2 separate regions of the Mus musculus genome follow, and region 1 is linked to region 2. The links are chromatin contacts, found by Hi-C or POLR2A ChIA-PET in ENCODE. All regions are on one chromosome and are shown on one strand. The core of a region is the stretch at or near the end of the contact, and the rest is flanking DNA. Distances in the headings are between cores, read along the strand shown.

Region 1 (5,083 bases), core at 1,161-3,660, 40 kb before region 2:
CCTGGTGGACACATCCTCTACCAAGGACACACCTCCTAATCCTTCCCAATCAGTTCCACCAGTTAAGCATCAAGAATTCAAACACTGGAGCCTACCTGGGGGTCATTTTCATGCAAACCACTACAACCTGTACCTGTCAAGTGCAATCCTGAGAGCTGAACCCAGGCTCATAAAGACAGACCCTTGGCAAACACTGGTATTTTATCATACAACTAGGCAAAGTCCACTGATCCATGGCCTCTCTGCCTCTGTGAAATTCACAGTTCTGTGGACTGAGGACTCAGAACATTGGGCCTTCCTAGGGGACTGACTGACTCAGGCATGAATCTCCCATCCTGGATGTAGCCTTTAAACATTCACCTGGGCCAGTCTCCTTTCAGGAAGAAGGTGGAGGAGCTATGTGTCCATGTGGGTAGAGCTTGGGACCTGTTCCCGTCAGCCCTTGCTGGTGAGCTTGGGCAAGCCCTTATCTCTCTCTGGGGCTCTGGGTGCCCCTTATGGATGTACAGGCTGAGTTGGTATGTCTGATAATGCTACGGACTCACTTCTGACAAATGATAGGACATTTGAGGAACCACCATCACTGACGCATTCTCCCGGAAGCCAGTGAGGACACAGGGCCAGGTGCTGATGGAAAACGGGGCTATGCAATATCTGGGTGCTACAGGTCACACGAGGGACTCGCTGTCAAGACCTGTGACTGTATCCTTTACTATGACAAAACGGGTGGCAGAACGGACTCAGGGAGAGACATTGACAAGGGCTTATCTGTCACTGTGGTGAAGACGTGGCTGCCACAGTGGCTCAACCAGAGGCGGCAGGAGGTCCCGGTGTAGCCGCTGTGTTGCTTTTCTTAGGACAAGGCAGGCCACTGATGAGGCATTGAAAAAAGAGACGCAGCTAGACAAGGTGGCGCATGCCTTTAATCTCAACACTCAGGAGGCAGAGACAAGTGGATCTCTGAGAGTTTCAAGGCCAACCTAGTCTACAGAGTTCCAAAACAGCCAGGGCTACACAGAGAAACCCTGTCTTGAAAAACAAAAGAAGTATGTGCATGCATTCTTGAGCACACACACACACACCCCAAAATGAAAAAAAGAAAGTCTCACCCAGAGTCCAGCTTGGTTCAGACTTCCTGATGGAAGCATTGTGCAGGGAAACTCACAGGCGTGGGCGACTCAGAAAGCTGTGTCACCCAAAAGTCCCACATCTCTGAGGGATGGCTTCACGAGAATCGCATCATAGAGTTCTGCTTTCAGTTTCCCTTCCTTCTGTGACCTCAAGGGAGGCAGAGGGGAGCGAATGAGTCCTCGTGACCTCTCCACCTCTCTCAGAGTGAAGAGCGGCGGGTCCAGGATCCTTGCCACACACCTGGTTGTCTCTGAGTGTGTCTGCTGATGTCATTGCTATGACTACAGGGATAAGGGGTCAGCTGGTCACCACAGCGACCTTTGCTCCACCACAGAGGAAGGGTTGGACATACCTGGATGAAAAGCTAGGACAGTGGCTTGTTTGTATCTTGGTGGATCGGAAGCACTACCAAACAGTGACCTATGTGTATAATGCCCCGAAGGTTTCCCAACCTCCCACAAGCTGGAGTGTACAATGCATGGGTCTCTGGGTGGGGGTATTGCACATTCGAGTTGTCACCATGACTAAACAGGGCTGTTCATTTTGCTCAGTGTCTTCAGCTTACAGTGCACCGAGCTCGCGACAGATGACCAGCTCTTCTCATTTACACGTCAACCCTGGAGAGCGGTTGCTATAATTATCTGCGTTTACAAGATAAGGCAACTGAAGTCCCGAGGGGAAGGGACAACTCTAGCCAAAGCAAGCAGGAGAGGGGGAGGCAGGCCCAGCTTTAGTGCCTCAAAGCTAGCGTTTCTGTGTTTCTGTTTCCTGTCACCTAACACTCCCTCTTGAGGCATTCTTGGAAGCTGAAGGGTGTGGCAAGGACGGGGAGGCTGAGTTGACCTTCTCCAGGCCTCAGTTTCCTCGTCTGTAGAATGAAGCGATGCTTTGCGTTGAACTGAAAGCTAGAGATGGCTTTTCAGTGGGTCTCGGAGAAGAGTGTGCCTCTGCGAAACCCAAGAAGTGGGCTTCTTAAATAAATGCTGATGCGAGACAGGAAGTGGCCAAGTGTCTCAGAGCCATTGTTCCACCCCAGTGGAGGTGCCAGGATAGTTCAGGCAGGGTAAGAGGACAAAAACAAAACCGGGAGTCTTTATCTAGAACTCTCCTTTCAGAGCCTTCCAGGGAAACAGAAACTTCTGGACTGTCATTGCCGAGTTCCAAACATTTCAGAGGGCTCAGCAGGAAATCTGTCATCATCTGACCCTAGCCTTGGCATCAGCCATACAGAAGGCTGTCTGGGAAAGCCCCTCCCACTGGCAGCCTCTCTGCCATGGTCCTGCCCTGCACTGAATCCACCCTCCCCACAGCTGCAGTGGATCAGATGGCTGCCCAGCTCTCCCGCTGGGGTTGGGAGTCCCTTCTCTGGGCAGCAGCTTCATTCCTGGACTACAGAAAACCGTAGCCCAAGGACTCCGCATACTGTGTTTCTGATGCAGAGCCTCACCACAGGGTCACGAAGCGTCCTGAGTCCTTCTCGGCTGGTGCAGAAGTGTACCCTACACCCCCCCTCTGTTGGTGGATGGCAGGGCTCAGTCCCAGGGGTGTGATACTCTGGGAGTGGCTATGTTTCCCCAGTCTTGACTCTATCACTGTCTGAGAACCCTTTGAGGACTGTGCGGGACAGTGCTCCCCTTGGGTTCCCTCCAGGTTCCACTGAAGGCTTAGCATCGACTACGGTGGGTGTGCTCCTGGGTCATCTCCAGTGCCAGTCACCAAGAGCTCTGATCGCTCATAGCAGGACCCCCACTTCTGCTCCGCTCTGCTCCACTGAGTCCCTAGGTCCCTCTGTCAAAGGCTCCTACGGGATTTCTAAGTCTGTTCACTGGGATCAGGTTCATGGGCTCAGGGAGGAAGCCGAGGGCACAGGTTGCTTGTCCGTCTCATCTCAGCACCTAGGGCTGCTGATCTTCACCTTTCATTTGGGGAATTTACACGAGAGTCTTTTTTTTTTTTTTTTCTCTTGGTTTTGTATTGGGAGGGCTTGAGCCCAGGGTTGAGCATGTGTTTTTAAAAAGCGCCCTACACTTGGGAGCAGAGGCAGGCAGATCTCTGAGTTTGAGGCCAGACTGGTCTACAAAGTGAGCTCCAGGACAGCCAGGGCTACACAGAGAAAGCCTGTCTCGAAAAACAAGCAAACAAACAAAAAAGCGCCCTACAAGCACTCAGGAGGCAGAGGCAAGCGGATTTCTGAGTTCGAGGCCAGCCTGGTCTACAAAGTGAGCTCCAGGACAGCCAGGGCTATTCAGAGAAACCCTGTCTCGAAAAAACCAAAAAAAAAAAAAAAAAAAAAAAAAGCGCCCTACAAATGAGCCACAGTTTTCACAAGATTTTTTTGTCTTGTTGCATTTCTATTGCAATAAAATTGACATAAATCGCCGGGCGTGGTGGCACACACCTTTAATCCCAGCACTTGGGAGGCAGAGGCAGGTGGATCTCTGAGTTTGAGGCCAGCCTGGTCTACAGAGTGAGTTCCAGGACAGCCAAGGCTATACAGAGAAACTCTGTCTCAAAAAAAAAAAAATTGACATAAGTCGCCATGTAGTTCACATGTGCAGGTTAAGGTGGTATTTATTATTATGGGTGTTTTGCCTGTATGTCTATATGTGCATCCTGAGCACACAGTGCCCTCAAAGTTCAGAAGACAGTATTAGACCCCCTGGAACTGGAGTTACACACAGTCGTGAGATGCCACATTGGTGCTGAGAATCCATCCCAGGTCCTCTGCAAGAGCAGCCAGTGCGCCCACTTCCAGGCCCTGGCATTTCCCCACACTGGGAAATAGAGCCTTCATAGGACAAAGGGCCTCTCCTCCCATTCATTGATGTCTGTCTGACTTGACCTTGAACTCTTGATCCTGGTGCCTCCAGCTTCCAAGTATGAAATTATACTCAACTCTTTGTTTTAAACCTGTGACAGGATTTGAACCCAGAACCTTGTGCATGCTAGGCAAACATTCTACCACTTGGCTACACTCCCAACCCAAGGGCTTTTTTTTTTTTTTTAAATATGAGTACATTGTAGCTATCTTCAGACACACCAGAAGAGGGAATGGGATTCCATTATAGATGGTTGTGAGCCACCATGTGGTTGCTGGGATTTTAACTCAGGACCTCTGGAAGGGCAGTCAGTGCTCTTAACCGCTGAGCCATCTCTCCAGACCCCCAACCCAAGGTCTTGATGTTCAGGCTCTGAGCGGTTCTCTTCCTGCCTTGGCCTCCCTGGTGCTGGGTTTATGCACACATCGGTGTCCGGGTGTCACAGCCTTTCTTCTGAGTGCTGGCAACTGCAGGCTTTTAAAGGTCTCGAGGTGGGTGGGAGGTGACCGAGGAACTAAAGACACCTCTGTCTCCAGGCACCTGAGCACCTACTCGTTCCTCACAGTCCCACTGTTTGCAACGTGTGGACGCAAGGCCTGGGGAAGTGAGCAAAGCTGTCTGATGACAGAGCTGACCACCAGCCTGTCTACACTGGTTTGTCTACTTGGCTTGGCTTCCCACGGGCTGAGACTCTGGGGTTGCATACCTTGGAACTCCATAGATGCACTCCATGGCTTCGGGTTAATGTTTTCTCTGGATTCTCCTTGGGGACAGCAGTCAAGCTGGGCAGGCGCCACAGTGTGAAGGAGGTAGGGCGAAGGGGAGTGAGTCAGACACACACTGGACAACTGACTGAGAAGAAGGCAGTGGGTGGGAGGCCAGCATCCTGTCTTCATCTTTATTTACTTATTCTCCTTCGTTATTTGTTTGTTTGGGGGAGGGTGTTTGTTTTTGTTTTAAACATGGTCTCTCTGCATAGCTCTGGCTGTCCTGGAACTCACTCTGTAGACCAGGCTGGCCTTGAACTCACAGAGATCTGCCTGCCTCTGCTTCCAGAGTGCTGTGTGTGTGCCACCACACACCCAGTGGGGCCCCAGATTCTTAATCCAGGCCTGCCAGACTCAAGATGGCTC
Region 2 (5,589 bases), core at 199-2,698:
TTCTCCTTCTACCTTTAGATGGCCCCAACATCACATCCAGGTTGGAAGTCTTGCAAGGCAAACGCTTTTACCTGCTGAATCATCTTGACTGCCATTATTATTATTATTATTATTATTATTATTATTATTATTTTGAGGTAGTCTTGCAATATACCCAGACTGTCCTCAAACTCTCAGCCCTCCTGCCTGAGCCATCACCTGAGAGCCACGTATATGTCACCAAATCAGGCCGAGGTTTAGGGTGTTTAAGGCCACTGCCAAACTGTGAACTTAAAACAGCCTTACTCCGGAGCATTGATGGATCTAATTGCTGGGGCACAGCATCCTTCTCACAGAATCTAGCAACTTGGAGATGGGGTTGAGTGAGGATAAAGTAGTTGCAGGTTGCACTGCATTTTTACACATCATTCCAATTTGTTGAAGCACTCTGATCCACACTAGGCACAGAGGATGTGAGATAACCATGACACCCCGCTTCCATCCCCCAATTTAGCCTTTCTAATCAACTCACTCATCACCCTAGCCTGGGAGGTACCACAGAATGAGCAGATTAAGGAAAACCAGAAGGCAAATTTCCCAAAGGTGACATTCACTGACGGCAATTCCGCAGTAGACCGCGTGTCTCAGGCCCCTGTCCTCAGGGTGTAAAGTACTCGCCCCTGCGCGCTGAGTGGCACTCAGGTGACTCATTAAACTTCTCCAGGTGAACGGAAGACAGGAATCGGTCCAGGTGGGGCAAAACAGCACGGATAACGTTTTCAGAGTCAGGCGCTGCCTCAAGCACTGGGGTTGTGCTGGAGCGGGACGCTGTCCCACCGTTTTGGCCTAATTCAGAGCCCGGGACACAGGACGACTTTACAAGAACTTTTGAGTATCTTGATTTCAAATAGAGAAGGATCACGAAAGGAGATCCGCGGTCAGAAGGATTAAAAAGTTCTTAAGGACATGAAAACTTTCGCAAAAGTTTTCCAGGAAAAGGCGGCCGCGCCTAACAGAAGTAGCCGAGGAGGCCGCCGCCCCGGGAACCGGAGGGGACGATGAGTCCCTGCGGCTGCAGCGGGGGAGAGGGCGCGAGGCGGGCCGCCGCATGAGGTCACTTGGCACCCAACCAGCAGCAGCTGCGCCGCGGAGAGAGGCGGTGTCAGGCTCCGGCTCCAGGGACCTTCCCCGCCCACCCCCTGAGGGGCGTGGCTTCGGGGGGACCTCCCGGCCAATCCGCGCTGCCCAGCCTAGGCCGCGCCCCCAGCGCCCTCCAGGCTCCCTAGTGGTCGGTCCGTGGAAGCTAGAGCGCTCCGCTGTCTTCCTCGCCTGAGGCCACGCCCCCAGCTGTGGCCCGCCCATTTCCCCCCCACCCCTGCAGGATCCTGGCCACTGCTCCGCCCACGCCCCGCCCATAGGGCTCCGCCCAGCGGTTTGAAGCGGCCGGGACCGCAACCCCCTCAGAGTCGCGCGCGAGGCGTGAGGCGGTGCTGAGGATCTGAGGCCACGGGCAGCCAGACGCCGGGACTGTCCAGCGAACGAGCAAGCCAGCGAGTGAGCGAGCGGCGGGAACCCGCAGCCACAGCAGCCCCGGAGCCACAGCCGCAGCCGCCGTCCGCGGAGCCCAGCCCAACCGGCCATGGCGCTGTCGATGCCCCTGAACGGGCTGAAGGAGGAGGACAAAGAGCCCCTCATCGAGCTCTTCGTCAAGGTGAGCGCTCACCGTCCCGAGCGACGCGGGCTGACGTCCCCGCACCCCGAAGCGCCCCCACGCGGCATCCCCGCAGCCCGAGGCGGCGCCGTACCTCCCGCGCTCATTCCCATTGTCTGGGCTCCGCGCCTTCCCGCCTCGCAGCGGGACCTTGGCGGACCCTGCGGGCGCGGCGACAGGGAGGCGACTCCGCAGGGCGGGACGCGCCTCAGCTGCGCCGCGTGGGTACTGTCACCCTCCTCGCCGTGTCCGACCCCACCCCGCCGCGAGCCCCAGCCTCGGGCCGCGGGGCTGATAGCTCACCCAACTTACTGGAACGCTAGCGCCTGGCCCGGGTGAAACTGAAACTTTAACTTTGATACAATGTTAAATAAAGTAAAGGGGAGGAGGGACCCGGGAGCCGTAAACCCAGCAGTTGGGAAAAGTGGTCTAGGGAAGATCCCGAGTTCAGAGCCAGCCTTGGCTGCTTAGTAAACCCAGGGCAAGCCTGGGATAGGAGGGACCCTCATCCCAGCCCTCCTCCCGCATGGGGGAGGGGAGAATTTTTTTAATGCGGGCGTGGTGACTCGGCTATGACCCAGCAGTAGAGGCTTGAGGAGTCCCTCGAGTTCGAGGCCAGCCTGGGTTACAAATGTGAGCCTCCGGACACACACCCAAAACCCAGGCAACTAACTGCAAAGAAGAAGAAAAAAAAAAAAAAAGGAAAAGAAAAGAAAAAGCGAAAAGAAGGGTGGATGCCCCAAGGCTTCCGGAAAATACAGAGATTCCCGACTTGGGTTTTCCTGTCCGGTGTTTTACCACCATCTGGTTTTCTTGTTTCTCTAGCGCGCCTGTTTTCACATGATGCAACCTTTTGGCCGCTTTCGTTTGCTGTTGCCACCTCGGCAGGCAAGCCCGTTTGGTTTGAAAGAAAACCTGAATTCTCCGCTCTCTCGGGCTTAAAAAGGTTCATTCCTCTCGCCCTCCTCAGTTTGTAAACCCTGGAGCTGCCTTCTTCGCCTAGAAACGCTTCTCTGACTGCTCTCCGCGCCTCTCCCTTTTGGGGCGTAGCGAAGGAGGGAAAAGTTAACGCAACAAACATCTGGGTCCCCTGCTTTACTGAGCCTCCTTGGAAACCCTGACGTTCGTTCTGTTAGCCACTAAATATCCAGGCTTAGGTCGAAACTGGCAACACTAGAAGTCCAACAGGCATCCAGTACTAAAGTCTGCCCTTTCTTAGTTTTAATTTGAAAGAGCGGAAATTATCGAAGGATGTGTTCCAGAGATGGAAGGCAGAAATCTGCAGGGTGGTAACAATGTTTGCCTTAGTGTTTTCTGTTAGTTGCTGGTTTTAGAACTTTTTTTTTTTTTTGGTCTAGAGCATCGGCTCTCAACTGGGGGTCAAGACCCCTTTGAAAGATCAAACGGCCTTTTTACAGGGGTCACCTAAGACTATTGGAAAATGCAGACAATTTCATTACAATTCATAGCAGTAGCAAAGTTACAGTTATGAAGTAGCACCAAAAATAATTTTACTGTTGGGGGTCAGCACAACATGAAGAACTGCATTAAACTGTCGCAGCATTAGGAAAGAAAAGGCTTAGGGCTCTCAAAATATCACAATGTCTGCGACTGGAGGTGGCAGACAATACTTTTGAGGAACCTGAAGAAATGGGGAGAGGGTCGTGGAAAACAGCACAAAGAAGGGAAGACGCTAGGCTAGAGATAGCGACGGGACATAATGGTTTCCCTCTTCTTGTGAGAACAGGGTCTTACTCTGTATCCTGTGCTGTCTTGGAACTCATAATGCAGTCCAGGCGGCCTCAGGCTGGGATTATAGGTGTGAAACATCACGTCCGGCAGGAAGGAGCTTTGATAAACTAAACAAAGCCAAAGAAAGCCCCCAAACCGACTCTGAAAGTGTAGATGCTAGTCTGAAGAACAGTGCTTAATGGTAAAACCTTAGAGGTGCTAAACAACTTGGAATTCTAAACTGAGTCTTTTGGAAGGCAGAGGCAGGCAGACCTCTGAGCTGGAGGCCAGCTTTGTCTACATAGTGAGTTCCAAGCTAGCCAGGGCTGCATAGAAAACCCAGTCTCAAAATCAACCGCAAACACAACAATCACACAGATACTAACACTTTATAGCTTCTGCTCAGCGTGCTTTGGGAGGCCCTGGCCAATAAATGATGGCAAGAGAAATGTTTAAAAACTAGGGAAGGGATTGGAGATGTAGCGCAGTGGTAGCATGCCTAGCATGGGCAAGGCCCCATGTGTGACCTTTCAGCAACACAGACACACTGTCTCTCTTGGAAGGGATGTGACAGATGCCTTCTGCCCTGCTCAGTGTTGACTTAATACTTCCATAAGGAGATGGGTGGGGTGCCTTTTCCCAAAGCTGAGTCACTGGCATACCCCTTCCCAGTGGTCCATATTTGTAGTTGGAACCACTGAATTTACAGGCCTTGGAGGTCAGAGGTCAGCCATAGAGTTCTGTGCCCATTGGCTGGGCTGTCCTGGGCCATTTGTTTTCTCTTGAGCTTTTTTTTTGTCTGTGAAATGCTCTTTACCCTTCTGTGCTTCAGTGTAGGCCAATTGTACGCTGATACAGACCCAGTTGGTTGTTTGAAAGGAGAAAGGAAAGGAGAAGGTGGCAAAGGCTGGCGGTTTCGTTTTAAACCCTGACGTGGGAAATGCACCTGGGGAAGACACTCTATAAATAGAGTTAGTTTTGAAAGCCATGAGGGGCGGAAACTGGTTGTCCAGGGTGGTAGCCTAAACAGTGTTAGTGTTTCACCAAGTATCCTGAGTTGGTAGCTGAGAACTTTGTTGGCGTTTTTTTACTTTGGGACATAGGATCTTAGTCTGGACTGAAATAGCTCTGGAGCTCACACCAGTCTCAAACTCATGGCCTCAGCCACCCTAGTGCTGGCTTTATAGATGTGAATCACCACTATGTGGCTGAAAACTTTCTGTGGTTTAAAAAAAAAAAATGCACTCATTGTGTGTCTGTGTATGGGATAGCATACCTTTGGAGGCCATGGAGGAACGTACGAGAGCTAATTCTCTCTCTCCTACCTCACGGGTTCTGGAGCTTGAACTCAAGAGCCAGCCTTGCAAGGCGTGCAATGACTGAGCTGCCTGTCAGCCTGGTGTGTGTGGTGTTAAGCTACCTAGTCTTGGGCAGGAGATTGCTTCTTTTCCCTTCCAGGGTACTAAAACCAATATATGTTTAGAAGCTATTTTTCATCTTCAGCTATGTATGTCCACATCTGGGTGTGGGTATATATATACATATACACGTTTGCAGGTGATCTTGTGTTCAGAAGAGGATGTCAGATCCCCTGGAACTAGAGTCTGGTGGTGTTTGCAGCCCAACACAGATGCTGGGAATTGAACTCTGATCCTCTACAGGTCCTGCTGCATGGCTGCTACCAGCAGTGAGCGAGCACTCGACCCCTGGCCATCTCTCCAGCATTGTTGCTGTTGCTGTTAGCATATGTCTTGTCTGTCCTTTGAATTGGAAACAACACCTCCCTCCTTTTTGTCTTTGTTTTTTTTTTGTTTTTTTTTTTTTTTCTTGTTTTTGTTTTTGGACTGGTTTTCCCTTTGTATCTAAGCTATCCTTGCACTCCCTACATAGCCCAGGCTGTCCTCTAACTTAGAGCAGTTCTGCCTCAGCCTCTTGAGTGCTGACATTACAGGCATGCAACACCCTGTTCTCCTTGAACAACACACCACACCAGAAGAGAGCGAGCATCAGATCCCATTACAGATGGTCGTGAGCCACTATGTGGTTGCTGGGAATTGAACTCAAGACTTCTGGAAGAGCAGTCAGTGCTCTTAACCGCTGAGCCATCTTTCCAGACCTATTTAACCTCTTTTCCTTCATAGTTTAGTATTTCTGATCTTTTTGTGTAT

The links. Hi-C counts contacts between places; a loop is a spot of excess contacts on that map. ChIA-PET counts read pairs that join two places held with the same protein, here RNA polymerase II (POLR2A).
Region 1: a loop to region 2 is called in a map of heart, with 6 times the contacts of the local background. The contact joins the enhancer-like site here to the promoter of Clic4 in region 2. A Hi-C loop is called at or near these places in 23 of 37 maps with a recorded cell type or tissue (CH12.LX, Patski, adrenal gland and 6 more). POLR2A ChIA-PET finds 5 or more read pairs at or near these places in 4 of 5 experiments (Patski and embryonic stem cell).

What each region holds. Positions count from the first base shown.
Region 1 is chr4:135,310,163-135,315,245 of GRCm38, reverse strand. It overlaps Gm12984 (a long non-coding RNA gene), which reads right to left. Exons shown (of 4, transcript XR_003955129.1): 4 at 4,322-5,083. Among named protein-coding and RNA genes, the nearest start is that of Gm12984, 6.6 kb to the right of the region's middle. Within about 2 kb of position 2,410, at least 1 of the 3 ENCODE cell types and tissues checked has a DNase peak (open chromatin) inside an H3K27ac peak, as active enhancers do; it is heart, where a contact is called at or near this core.
Region 2 is chr4:135,268,619-135,274,207 of GRCm38, reverse strand. Clic4 (chloride intracellular channel 4 (mitochondrial)) reads left to right here and starts at 1,448. Exons shown (of 6, transcript NM_013885.2): 1 at 1,448-1,690. The coding sequence starts at 1,619.